Linked DNA regions of Homo sapiens: region 2 is linked to region 1. A link is an interaction called in ENCODE POLR2A ChIA-PET data of the cell type or tissue named here. Cell type or tissue: OCI-LY7. All regions are shown on one strand. Links, peaks and the distances in the headings refer to the core of each region. The heading gives the core; the rest is flanking DNA. Region 1 overlaps DHRS7 (dehydrogenase/reductase 7). Region 2 overlaps RTN1 (reticulon 1).

The links. Peaks named below come from ENCODE experiments on the same cell type or tissue, not always from the same donor. Only the 100,000 strongest peaks of a DNase experiment are listed, where the experiment ranks them.
Region 2: POLR2A ChIA-PET joins it to region 1 with 6 read pairs; 2 of 35 experiments call an interaction of 5 or more read pairs at or near these places.

The regions. Positions count from the first base shown.
Region 1 is chr14:60,150,318-60,153,242 of GRCh38, reverse strand. It overlaps DHRS7 (dehydrogenase/reductase 7), which reads left to right. Exons shown (of 7, transcript NM_016029.4): 4 at 65-304. Among named protein-coding and RNA genes, the nearest start is that of DHRS7, 14 kb to the left of the region's middle. In OCI-LY7, for the core only: no CTCF peak of the experiment used is centred there; a DNase peak (open chromatin) is centred at 1,292; H3K4me3 peaks cover 453 bases; H3K27ac peaks cover 1,434 bases.
Region 2 is chr14:59,741,349-59,744,273 of GRCh38, reverse strand. All of the region lies in intron 2 of RTN1 (reticulon 1), which reads left to right. Among named protein-coding and RNA genes, the nearest start is that of MIR5586, 96 kb to the right of the region's middle. In OCI-LY7, for the core only: no CTCF peak of the experiment used is centred there; no DNase peak of the experiment used is centred there.

The sequences.
Region 1 (2,925 bases), core at 247-2,746:
GAATTCCATCAATCTATCCACAAGACATCCCCCAAACACCCCTTTTCTGATTTTATTTAACTAGATCGACATTCTGGTCAACAATGGTGGAATGTCCCAGCGTTCTCTGTGCATGGATACCAGCTTGGATGTCTACAGAAAGCTAATAGAGCTTAACTACTTAGGGACGGTGTCCTTGACAAAATGTGTTCTGCCTCACATGATCGAGAGGAAGCAAGGAAAGATTGTTACTGTGAATAGCATCCTGGGTATCATATCTGTACCTCTTTCCATTGGATACTGTGCTAGCAAGCATGCTCTCCGGGTAAGGCTGCTCAAACTCAACTCTGATAGAACTGACTTAAATGTGTATATGGGGGATATGGCCATCACTGTGTGAGGTCCTTGGAACTGGAAGTGATGTGGGGAGACAGAGAGACCCAAGGAGACTTTTGGTAGAGGACACCCCCAGTAGATGCTAAAAAAGACTTGATCCACACATGCCTCTAACTTGTTGAACAAATAAATATGTATCAAGCACTGCATTGTGCCATGTACTACAACAGACCCTGGGGATATAAAGATAATAAGATGTGGTCTCTGCCCTCAAAAAGTGTATCATCTATTTAACATGTTACTCTTCACCTTATCCTTATTCCTACTAAATCTTCATGGAAAATTGGGGGTCCACTTCTCCTTTCTTCTACATACACTTCAGGATGTACTTTTTCCTCCCCATTTCTGTGACTTCTTTTCCTTGCCCCTTGTAGTTGGTGTTTATTTTGCCTGGTCTAATTATATATGCATGTCAGAAATAGGTACTTCCCACAGGATGATTAGTCCTGGTCTCATATCCTTACTGGGAAAAATCTTGACTGTATTCTCTCTGGTTTCATTGGAAGAAGAAAATCTAGTCAAGGCAGAGGCAAGGAGAGAAGCTTGATTTGGACTGCATAACTTACGATGTATAAATATTAGAAATGGATGAATTTTTAATGGTGGCTTAAGACTGGATATAAAGAAATTATAAGGCCAATAGGAAAAGAATGATTAAGGAAGACACAAAATTTATATTTAAAGCTGTTGAAGTCAGTTTAAGTAGAATGTTTCACTGTTGGAATCATGAGATGCAATAGCTACATGGTCATCATGGTTTCATGAAAATTTGAAGCTTTGGTTCTTTAGGACATCTTTTTTCTGCTGCAAAGTGCAGACAATTGCAGACAGTGATGAAGCGGAATGCTATACTGATGATTTCCTCATATTTAGTAACAGGCATCAGTCACTTCCTGTGGAGCAGTTGGGCAAGCCTCAGGCAGGCAGATGAGGGAGGGCGGCCACCCATCTGTTTGGCACCACGTGTCTCATAAGATATGCTGGATGCTTTCAGTAAACACAGATGAGCTGTCTGGCCTGCCCTCCAAGACTCATTATTTTATTACTGGATTTGATCCTATGATAAAATGTGGCAGGTTGAGACTGTAGTTACCAGGAAGCTCTTTTTGAAGAGCACATTTCCTTCTCAGATTCTCAGTAAACTACAGAATTAACTTGTTTATCATTGAAAAGTTTACACACAATACTAGATGTGATTTCAAACAAGGAGAGGTTTTAGTGTTTGATATATTGGCTTGCTTGGTGTCCTCTCTCCTCTTTTGCTACAGAGAGGCAGAAGGTTAAAGTTATGGGAGTTTTCCATTCAATTAGCAAGCTTTTTTTTTTTTTTTGGGTTCATCTCTGAGTCTGGCACTGTATTGGTCTCTGATCATAAACCCTCATAGCCCCTCTGTTTGTTGGGGTCAGCATTTCAGAGCTGATAACTGTTTAACATTTTTGGATCATATACAATGTACTGTGGGTTAGCTGTTTAGGCTTTTCAATAGATAACCCAGCCTTATAACAATGTAGTCTTGGAACATTTCCTAATTTAGGAAGAGATGAGAGGCAGTAGATTTCTGTTTACTCCCCATTGGTTTAGAAATGGTCAGTATCTTTTTAAGTCTAGAAGGTCTAGTCTGTTTTACACAAGTCATTCAGTAGGCAATCATATTACATTTTTAATTAGCCACATACCCTCTTATTACCCAAAAAGATAAATGTTTGCTAAAATGAATTAATACTGTTAAAATAGAAATATAAATGGAAAAAGTTGAATTCATTCTTTCTGATACTTTCTGTGAAGTACTAATCCCATCTTCCTCACCTTTGCCCCAAAAATTTGCACTTTAGACTACTTTGGGGAATAAATAGAAACCTGACCTCAGTGATTCTCAGTGGAGGACATATACCCCTTTTGGAGTGGGGAGAGGAGGACTGGTATGAAGAGCATATATCAGAATCTATAGGGATAGTTCTTTTTACCTATCCAGTGCATGCCTACCATAAAAATCATTGATGGGAAGACCCCTCACTATCAAAGGGGGTGAACCATTTATACCTGGAAAGAGCTGAGAATGTCTGTTCTAGATTGCCTCCAGTCTACTGTTAAAAGTGCCTTATACACTATTCACAATAGCAAAGACTTGGAACCAACTCAAATGTCCATCAATGATGGACTGGATTAAGAAAATGTGGCACATATACACCATGGAATACTATGCATCCATAAAAAAGGATGAGTTCATGTCCTTTGTAGGGGCATGGATGAACCTAGAAACCATCATTCTCAGCAAACTATTGCAAGGACAAAAAACCAAACACTGCATGTTCTCACTCATAGGTGGGAATTGAACAATGAGAACACTTGGACACAGGAAGGGGAACATCACACAGTGGGGCCTGTCATGGGGTGGGGGGAGTGGGGACGGATAGCATTAGGAGATATGCCTAATGTAAATGACCAGTTAATGGGTGCAGCACACCAACGTGGCACATGTATACATATGTAACAAACCTGCATGTTGTGCACATGTACCCTAGAACTTAAAATATAATAATAAAAAAAAG
Region 2 (2,925 bases), core at 116-2,615, 410 kb after region 1:
CCCAAAGAGCTTTGGTATGCACCTCAGGTGAAAGAGCTTCTAGTAAACTCTGAAAATGGAAGCAAAGCCTGTAGAGGAGGAGCGATTGCTCTAAACCCTGATGGTATAGTACAAATCCAAGTGTTGGAATAGAACAGAATTAATGAAAGTTCCTCCTATCTTCTTTCCCTATAGATTTTAGCATTAATTCCTTCTCCCCAAAGTTCCTTCAGACTCATTCAACCATAGAACTCCAAGGGTCTTAAAGATTCACTGCGCCAGGTCCCTGATTTTCAAATTTACTCATTCACGCAACAAACACTTTCTACATACTTTCTTTTGGTTGGGTACTCTATGAGGCACGACTGATGGGGAATTAACGAAAAATAAAAAACAAACAAAAACCAGTCCCTGCCTCCAGGGGACCAGACGACCAAGGAAGCAGTCCCAATCCAGTGTGCTTGGTGTCCTGAGAAAGGGAATTGTACGGTGCTGACGAGCCCTGGAGTCCAGCAGCTCCCCAGGTGAACTGGGACCACAGGTGACTCTCAGAGGAACAGGGGAAACAAAGAGGTGAAGGGAAGGGTGCCCTTCCAGTCTGAGGAGCTGCATGGACATGGAGTTGTGAGGGCCCAGTGAACTTCACTTAAGATGTAAATTGAGATTTGGGTAGTAATGACAAATCAGAAAACCAAGGCTCCAGGTGGATTAGATACGTCTTGCCCCTGCCTAAAACATGAGGTCAGAACATATCCGAGTTTCCAAGCTTCCTTGTACTCTTTCTGGCAATGCATAGTAAAACTCTTTTATTATTTCCTGCCGTAAAGATACTTGGTGTTCTGAAGATGTAAGTTAATATAGTCAAGCTGTGTTTTACAGAGCTCCCGGGTTGTCCAGTAGTCAGTCCACAAGAACTTCAGCCAGTCCTCAGGAATAGTGAAATGCCCTAGCAAGTATAGGTCTACTTACACGGCACATGCTTCATGTAAAAATTACAGTTTGCAAAGACTTGACAAAGGGTCCATTAATTTTTAGGGAATTTCCATTTTTAAGTAGCCATGGCCCAATTGGGTTCTGGAGAAGGTTCAAGAGAAAACAAAGGCAGATCTGGCTCACATGATATTGGAGTTTTACGATGTTGGGTTGCCCACTTGACAGTATGGGGTTAGGACAATGATTGTCTCTGCAGCTGCAATCAAATAAACATTCTAAGCAAGGCATATTCAGGAAAGAGAAAATGGCCCATTACACATTCTCTCCTATGTTCAGCTCCTCTCTCCATATACATCCCACATCAAAATACCAGAGTCATATGACAACAGATAAGAATGAAATTAACAGGAAGAATCAGCTTCTCATTGAAGCCTTTCTCCCTGCCCTTTTTATCCTGCGAGGTTTCTGACCCCCTTCCCATCTTCTTATGACCCCTGGCACCATGTGACACTGTGCCCATAGACAGTAGAGGATATGGACTTTATTACATCTGTTGAGTCTTGGGTCACTCTGCCATTTCCAGTGACAACAGATTGAAAACAAAAATTGAGAACTGCACATAATTCTACATAGAAACTGAGGAAAAAGAAAGCATGTTAAGCAAAAAAGGGTCCAGTTTATCATTGTTTAATAAATAAGGAAATCATCAAATCTGGAGAATAACTGAAGAGAAATTCTAATTTGGGTTAGCTTTAGCCACAGATGCTGATGTTTAAGCAAGGTGTCTAATATATTTATATTTCTCCCAATTCCAATAGATTATTCCATTTTGTAACGTTCTCCAACATACTTACCTATTTTTACTACATAATATACACTGAGGTGGAGAGGTGAGAATTGTTATAGCTGAAATACTGGAAGTCTCTTTTAAGCCAAGATCAGTCATGAAAAAAGTGAAGCAATTTAGGAAAACATAATAAATGCCCTGATGCCCCAGACATTGACCAGGAGCACCATGTTGTTTCTGACACAAACACCAAGAGGGATATTATGATGGTCCTGGGTGTTATGTGAGCTATTAGCCTCAAAAAGGACAATAATCAGGAAGTCATCCTTAAAACACCCCAGTTTCCCTCAAGAAGAAATGAGCAATTAAAAGTAAATCAACTTAAATTTGAAAACTACCATTGCTATTTCCTTGCATTGATGGGATCTATGATTCTCCTACCCATTTTTAAAATTCATTCTTTTGTTCAAAAAATATTTAGAGTGACTTCTATACATCAGACATGCACTGGCCACTGAGACCTTGTAGTAAATAAGATGTACAAGGTCCCTGCCCTTGCACAGCTTACCTGCTAGTCAGAGGAAACAGGCAATAAAAAACAAACCCATAAATAAACAGTGTAATTTTATAGTGTGAGCACTAGAAAGAGTGATAGAGGGTTGGGTGTGAGGGGTCCAAGGACTGCCCCTCTGAGGAGATGACACATGAACTGAAATCTGAATGAGCAGAAGGAGCCCACAGTTCAGAGAGAAGCTAGGAGGGACCTCAGGTGTGGGGGAATAGCAAATGCACAGGGCCTGAGTCTGTATTATATGAGAACTGAAAGGGGGTTGGTGACACAGGGGAGGAAGAGGGAAGTGGGGCAGAGAACACCATTGGACAGATAGGCAGGGCCGAGATCGTGGGGAAGGAGTTTGGATTTTGTTCCAAATGTAATTGGAAGCCATTGGAGGGTTTTAAGCTGAAAAGTAACATCATTTATTCTTTCATCTATTTATTTAACAAATATGTGTTGACCATTTACTCCACATCAGGCATTGTTCCATTACTGCCAGGACTCACGAGTGAGTGATGCCTCACAAGAAAATCCTGGCTTCATGGAGCTTACAATCTAGTTGAGAAGACATACACACAAATAACCAAATATATAATATAATATCAGGTAGTTATAATGGTTATGAAGAAAAATACAGCAAGGCAAAGTGTAAGAGAGTGGTGGCGGTGGG